Regions from separate parts of the Homo sapiens genome. Here regions 2 and 3 are each linked to region 1. A link is a loop called in an ENCODE intact Hi-C map of the cell type or tissue named here. Cell type or tissue: gastrocnemius medialis. All regions are shown on one strand.

Evidence for each region. Peaks named below come from ENCODE experiments on the same cell type or tissue, not always from the same donor. Only the 100,000 strongest peaks of a DNase experiment are listed, where the experiment ranks them.
Region 2: a loop joins it to region 1, with 2.5 times the contacts of the local background. A loop is called at or near these places in 9 of 110 quality-filtered maps.
Region 3: a loop joins it to region 1, with 4 times the contacts of the local background. A loop is called at or near these places in 21 of 110 quality-filtered maps.

The regions. Positions count from the first base shown.
Region 1 is chr18:36,308,640-36,311,139 of GRCh38, forward strand. The region is part of intron 1 of FHOD3 (formin homology 2 domain containing 3); the gene reads left to right. Among named protein-coding and RNA genes, the nearest start is that of FHOD3, 12 kb to the left of the region's middle. In gastrocnemius medialis, no CTCF peak of the experiment used is centred here; a DNase peak (open chromatin) is centred at 942; H3K27ac peaks cover 352 bases.
Region 2 is chr18:36,659,235-36,661,734 of GRCh38, forward strand. All of the region lies in intron 14 of FHOD3 (formin homology 2 domain containing 3), which reads left to right. It overlaps LOC105372071 (a long non-coding RNA gene), which reads right to left. Exons shown (of 3, transcript NR_132982.1): 2 at 1,683-1,775; 3 at 1,155-1,329. Among named protein-coding and RNA genes, the nearest start is that of TPGS2, 170 kb to the right of the region's middle. In gastrocnemius medialis, no CTCF peak of the experiment used is centred here; a DNase peak (open chromatin) is centred at 1,277; H3K27ac peaks cover 1,135 bases.
Region 3 is chr18:36,419,394-36,421,893 of GRCh38, forward strand. All of the region lies in intron 3 of FHOD3 (formin homology 2 domain containing 3), which reads left to right. Among named protein-coding and RNA genes, the nearest start is that of FHOD3, 120 kb to the left of the region's middle. In gastrocnemius medialis, a CTCF peak has its summit at 1,040; DNase peaks (open chromatin) are centred at 358, 998 and 1,644; H3K27ac peaks cover 1,932 bases.

The DNA.
Region 1 (2,500 bases):
TGGGTCTCACTTCATCCTGTGGCTGCGTCCCTCCACCAGATGTAAAGCCCCAGTAGCAGGAAGCACATTAACTTACCTTTCATTTCAGAGTTCCTAGGACAGGGTCTGTTACATAGTAAGCCCCAACAAATATTTTTTTGAATATTTGCAAGAATGTTAAATGGAAAAAGTGCAACATATGTTAATATACATGATGATTGCAGCAATAGGAAAGTGTCTGTAGGGTGGAGCCTTAGCCTTCAGATCCCTAAACTGTCGCCATGATTTGTGGATGTTATAACTCCTCCCCCACACTGTAGGTGAGTGTGGTAGAACCAACTCTTCAATGTATCAAAAACTTGTTTCTGGCCTCCCTACTGAGTCCCTGCTAGATCCTCCAGCAGGAAAGTACAGCTTGCAAGGAAGCCCCATGTTGGCAAGAGAAGGCATGCTGTCCTGGATGGTGTGGGCATGCCTGGGGGCTCTCGTGGGTGGGGTGGGTATTGGGGTCTTCTCTTATGGAGGGAGACCAGGCCAGACTTAAGGCCTGCAGTTCACGATGGGGAAGTACCAGCTTGTGAGCCAGGTGCTCTCACTTGTACTGTTCCTAAGCCTTGTTTTCCGTTCCTGCCCATGCTGAGCCGAGGGGAAGAGCGTTGTGAGCTTGTGTGAGGGGGAGGGTCCCTGAGGCAAGTGTGGCCACAGTGGCTGCAGCAGCTCTGATTAATGGGAAATTCCAAGAGGAAGGTAGACCTGGGGAGAAAGGAGTGGTGGCTGCAGAGTCCAACTGCCCTTCTTGCCAAACACGGAGATTCTGCCTTTTGCCAACCGTGGAGGCTCTGCGTAGGAGATTTTATTTCAGGTGATGGTGCTCACCTTGGAGGGATCTGTTACTCATTCCCATATCAGATCATAGCTTCAGGCTGCAGGAGGACTCAGGCAGGCTCCTGACCGCAGCTTCTGTGAATCACCAGACACCGGCAGTCCGGGAGCGGCTAGTGTCTGAGCTGCCAGTGCCCGGAAGTGAGAGAGGTTATCCAGTCTTCCTGCTGCTCCTCCATCCAACCTCAGCAGCACCATGTGCCTGGGAGCAGGGAAAGGAGAGCTGTTGGGCAGTCCTGTCCAGAACAATAGTCAAGGATACGAGTGGTTTTTTGTTCCCAGAACTGAGTGCATTTTTGTGGACAGTGATTCATTACAGAATACGCCAGTACTAGAACCACAGCATGTCTGTGCAGTTTACTAGGCACTGGGACATAGGTTAGCCTGGCTGATCCTCTCATGACCCTGAAAGAGGGCAAGTGGGGCATTTGGGCCTCCGTCTCAAAGGTGAGAAAATGAAAATCAGTTGGTTCATGACCAATGCACTGTAATCACCCCTCACAGGGTGAAAAAATGAACTCAGCACATGGCTTCTGTTGTTCCGCCTGGCTCCCTGTCTCCATCTGTCAGAGATAAACCTGAAGGATGTGTGTTGACACCCAAAGAAGTGTGCAGAGTGAACACAGTCAGAGAAAAATGTAAGCTGAGTTGACATGACATTAAATGGAACAAGTTGGTGCTTAGTTTTACACAGGCTGGGGAGTAGAGCTTGGCTATGTGGTAAGCTTTATTTCTATCAATGCTACTGATCCCAGGAATGTGAAAATGATATCCTTTATTATGATGATGGGCTGGGGAAGTAAGGCATAAACATAATGCAAAGTGAAGTAACAACTGAAGGCAGCATATGACTCATGTCAAAGTGTGACATAGGCCTGTGGGGCTATAGAAATATCAACTTGGGGCCGGGTGCAGTGGCTTATACCTGTAATCCCACCACTTCAGGAGGTTGAGGTGGGTGGATCACCTGAGGTCAGGAGTTTGGGACCAGCCTGGCCAACATGGCGAAACCCCATCTCTACTAAAAAGTACAAAAATTAGCCAGGCATGGTGGTGGGTGCCCGTAATTCCAATTACTCAGGAGGCTGAGGCAGGAGAATTGCTTGAACCTGGGAGGTGGAGGTTGCAGTGAACCGAGATCGTGCCACTGCACTCCAGCCTGAGCAACAGGAGTGAGACTCCATCTCAAAAAAAAAAAAAAGAAAAGAAAAAAAAAAGAAATGTCAACTTGGGAAAAATCCACGTGGACTGCATGGCCTGGAAAGCCTCGTGGAGAAGGAGGGTGGGGTTTCAGTTGGTGAAAGGGAGGTAAAGGGCACCTGGTACAGGTGAGACACAGGTAGGATATGGGAGTCAGGATCAGGCTCCAAGGCTCTGGGTGGGTGAAGATAGCCCCCTGGAGGGATGTGGCCTGCAGCAGTGGGCCCGGGGCTAAGCTAATATATGGGGTTGACTGGGGAGCAGAGGCTGTTGTCAATGACCACAAACTGAATAAAAAATTATTTTCATTTCATGTAATAGAAACATGACAGAAAAGGAAAGGAAGAGGAAAGACAGACAGGAAGAAAATAATTACAGAAAAGATGACAGAAAGAGAATTGGGGCAAAGAAGAAAGGAGATGGATGGATGGGGAGTCAC
Region 2 (2,500 bases), 350 kb after region 1:
GTCACTGTTAACTTCTAAGATGGCATGTAGATCCTACGGTGTCAAGCTCTCAGATTCCACAGTCCAGTGTGGTCCTGGGCTGAGCACACTTGGGCTAAGTTAGGTCTTGATAATAAGGTAACCATTTGATTACCCCGAAGACACCATTACCTGTCTGTAGTTCTGTCCTTTACCCTAGGGCACCTCCTGTTGGGATTAGCTGAAGTTACCTGTAGTCCTGAAAAGGTCACCATACAGATGACCCTTGTCAAATGGGATGTAAGATTTGGGGCCAAAGTGAGTAATATTGGAGTCAGACTGATACGACGTTGCACATCTTGCACCTGCCAAGCTGCCAGCTCCTCAGGGACTAGAACCAGGCTCTGTTCATTGGTGTGTTCCCTACAGTGCCTGGGGCCTGGCAATAGTAGAGCCACAGTAAACACTGATGGAAGGATGGGGTGACTTAGCTGCTCACTGCTTGGGAACACTTTGGAGGTCTGTGAAGTTATAAAGTTATACAGACAGGGGTCCATGTGGCCCACAAGATTACCAAAGCCCTGGGCTTGGATGTTCTTCCCAGGTTCTGAAAGGGAAGCCCCAACCTCTGCCCGCTTTTCTGCCACTGGAATCCCAGGTCCAGGTTTGGGCTAGAAGATCCAGGATCCTGAAGGACTCCTGTCTGTGTCTCCTTCTCTGCCTGGACTGGCTGAAGTGCCCCTGGGGATAAGGAGGGTGGGCAGTTAAACCAGGAATGGTAGAATTGGATCCCAGAGCCTGGGCGCGGTGGCTCACACCTGTAATCCCAACACTTTGGGAGGCCGAGGTGGGCAGATCACGAGGTCAGGAGTTTGAGACCAGCCCAACCAACATGGTGAACCCCCGTCTCTACTAAAAATACAAAACTTAGCCGAGTGTGGTGGTGCACGCCTGTTATCCCAGCTACTCAGGAGGCTGAGGCAGGAGAATCACTTGAACCTGGGAGGTGGAAGTTGCAGTGAGCCGAGATTGTGCCATTGCACTCCAGCCTGGGTGACCGTGAGACTCTGTCTCAAAAACAAAACAAAAACAAAAAAGACTTGGATCCCAGAGTGCCTTGAACATCCTGGGGAAGAGGCTGGACTTTATCCTGAGACCACTGGAGCTGTTCAAGTTTGGAAACAGGAGACAGGAGGCAGGAGGCAACCAATTCTAATTTGTTAGTAGCATAGAACAAGCCACTGGGGTGAGGCTGCAGGAACAAGGGCTGCCGCGAGGCAGTGTCAGAGTCCAAGAGAGATGACCGTGCCCAACATGGCACTGGCTGTGGGACTTGCCAGGAGCAGCAGGTTTGGCAGAGTTGGCTGCCGCCTGGAGGGTAAGAGGAGACGCAAAATGAGTAGAGGTTCAGGCTTGCACGAGTGTATGGATGTTAGAAACAAGGAACTGGGACGATACTGGAAGAAAAGCAAATTGGGTGGAGACTTCCAGCATGGGGCATGGGTGGTCCAAGGAGCCTGTCTGACATCCAGGGAGATGTTCCAGAGGCCCTGGGGAGGTGTGGACTCAGCAGTCCTTGGCTTGAAGAAGGCTCTGGAGTTAAATCCCTCAGAGAGCCTGGCATTGGGATGGGGTCACTGGGGAACAGCAGTGGTGGGATGACTCTCCTAAGTTCCTTTCCTTCTTACAGTACGCTGTTGCTGTAGGAACTTGGTTTTCTTTACCATCACTCTATCCACGAGCGAGTACGGTAGCTTCTAAGAGTCTATCACCTCCTTTACATTTGCTTGTCTTTTTCACTGTCACCTTGTGTGGCTCTGAAAAAACATATGATGAATCATTTGACATATCAGATGTGCAGTTTTATTAAGACCAGGAAGCCACTGGACCTGGCTGTATTACCACTTTACTTATGTTTTGTAAGTGGGGGAAAAAAAAAAAGAAATAAGAGGATCTTCTAACTCCAAATCATACTTGTGCACCATCGCCCAAGAATATTACATCAGTTGCACTTATGATAATAGACATTTTTATATAGTTTGAATTTTTTCTTTGTCATATTTGACAACTGAATTCTTTGGATATCACCCATAATCTAATTTCACCTATGCAAGTATTTTTTGCCCATTAAGATGTGTGATTATTTTTACTGAGGTATATATACTTTAGTAGAATTTGTAAGATTTATGGTTGGTATGTTTTATATATACATATATTATTAAAACCAAAAAGGAACTATATTATCAATAATGGTTACATTTCTGCAATGAGGATGCGCGTCTTCTGTGATCATACCCCTGACTAATAAACATTGTGCCTGAGCCCTGTACAATACTAGGAAGTTCTAGAACTTCATTCCCTTGATTTGGAAACAAGACTACTTCACTGAAGTCCTGGGATAATCAGGCCAACTAAAACACCCTTCAGGCACCTCGGCCCACTTTGGAAATGCAAGTGGACATTGTCATGAGCTTGGAGTTTTCCATTTCTTCCCCAACAAGTATATTCATGTGTTAGATGTTGATAAAACTTGGAATGATAA
Region 3 (2,500 bases), 110 kb after region 1:
GGATGGAGCTCCCAGTTTAGCTGTTGGGTTTGTACATAAAATGCCACAGCACAGCAGTCTGAGCTCTTGCTTTCTGTTTAAATAAAAAGGCAGATGCTTCACACATGTTTTCATGAATTTATATAAACCATGGAAGGAAAGAATGCTGATATTCAATAGGAACCCTGTAGCAACTTGTTACTTGTAATTTTTAGGTTTACTGTAAGAGCAAATGCAGAAAGCAAACCTGCATCTGTGCTGACACTGGGTTGGGACTAACCCATGCTCTTTTAAGTGCCTAAGTAGTGGGTGAATGGGGCATCTATAAATAGTGAGTTAGTGTGTCTGACAGACCTCAGAGACTGGAGGGATTCCTTGGGCCAGCATTGTCTCATGTGGCCACATGTGGCCAGGGAGGAACACAGCTGAAGGGAAGGAAGTGCGCTCTCTTTTATCCTTCTTTCCATATCAAGAAGAGTAGATCCTTGAGTCAGGGAGCTAGCCTGCTGAGGAGCGCTAGCTCTGGAGCATGGTCTACTGGGCAGACCTAAAGTAGGACTGAGAAAAGCTTTGCCACTTCCTTGAGGAAGATACTGTATTGGCTTCCATGACTTCCGGAGGCATCTGATGCCTCCCAACCGGCTACCCTGCTAAGTTACACTTGATTAACTTTTCTGTCTCCTCTTGGACTCAGTGTTTTATGAAGCTGAGCTTCTCTTGGAATGCGGAGCCTGGAAAGGGAGGAAGTGTGCCCTGGGCATTCCTTACAGTTGTACTGGATTCATACTGATCCGTCCACACTCTCTCGGGCCTCTGTGACAGCGCCAGGCACATGTCACTGTTGAATTAATTGATGGTGTACACTTGTTAGCAGATGAGCTACAGTTGAGGGTATAGTCTGTGGCCATCAGATACAGTCAGATGTCATGTGGGCCAAAACTTACAACCTTGGAGTCATAAACCAGCTGTGAACACCCAGGAAATGAATCATTCCATCTGAGCCAATCTGCAGTCTCCTCTCTCACTTGCCACCTGACACTGTAGCACCCCTTCTGGTGTGATTGAAGAACTTCTAAGTGCCAGCCTGCCCACACCTGGTGATGCACCAGTGTCTGTGTGCTGCCTCGGGAGGTGACTGTGAGATATGAGGATCTTATATAAGCTAGTAGTTTTGCATATGGCTAGCCCTTGTTGGCTCGGGACAGCTGGTTTAACAACCAGCCCTTAGATGACACTGGGTAGAAATTTGATGTTAAGTATTTCTCACTCCCTTATTATAGGATTTTTTAAGAGCAGTGTTTGCCTAAAGTCAGAACCATCTTCTAGGAGAGGGGTCAGGTGGTACTGCTAGTTTTTGGCCAGTTTCTTTTAGCTTATCTGTGATTCACTTAGATGGTTGATACATTCCTTGCCCATTCTGGTGGCTTTCTGACCATGGGGGACTGTCTGGTGGCAGTGCAGGATAATAAGTAGGAAGGCTTATGATCTGAGGAGTGTAAATAGTAAATGGAGACATCTCTTGTTAGTTTTTCATTTCAGCTGTTGACTCCTCAGTAGTGCTGGATTTTTTATGTTTATCACTGTCTCTTTCACCCCCACCCTCTCTTACCCAGAAGACAAATGGTGAGGTTAAATTTGGCCATGACTCAGCCAAAGTCTGGTGGTGGCCATCAGGAAAGAGTGTCAGAGGTCTTAGAATTGGCACTCGGGTGCTTGAACTGTTTTTAGTTTTCACTAAAGTTGAAACTATTCTGGTTGAACTTATTCTGGTAATAAGCTGAAAACAATGTGCTCCTGGGCATGTTTCAAAAACTAAAACATTTTTTAAAATGGAAATATGGATTAGGGTAGCTTGCCACAATGATAGTCACGTGTAGGGAAATACACACAAATTGAACTAAGTCTAACTTTTATGCTTAGATAACAAAAAGATACTTTTGAATTTACCAAATATTCATTCAAGCAGTCACCAATGAGGCATCTGGATAGCTTCTTTTGTAAGACTGTCCTTATTCTTATAAAGTTAGTTGGCTCTGAAAACTTTACTTCAGTTGATCCAAGAGTTTGAGTTGATATTTCAAGGATGTTAAACTTTGCAGCCTAAAACAAAACTGAGATTGCATATGATTGGTTTTTATGGCTTCCATTTTAGAATGAAAAAGACGATAGTGATTGGCTTAACTTTTTTTCTCTCTTTAGAAAACATTTCATAGCGGTAAAGGTGACATATACTGTTGAAAATGTATAAAGGTAGCTCTGGGTCCAGGGGTGTTGCTGGCAGATTTTTTGAAATAATTCTCCAGAATCAGCAGTCAACAAGAAAAGAACAGTGACTTGCAACCTGGAAATCCAGCTGGGACTGCCATGAATGTTTGTGGTAGTTTGGGATCACATGCCGGTTCTAGGGGACAGCAGGTCCATGCTGGTTCCTGGGTGGCAGCCCCTGTGTGGATAGGCAGTCTATAGTGTGGGGGAGTGGGTACCTGAAGAAAGAGACCTGTAAAGGAGTCAGCATAGCACC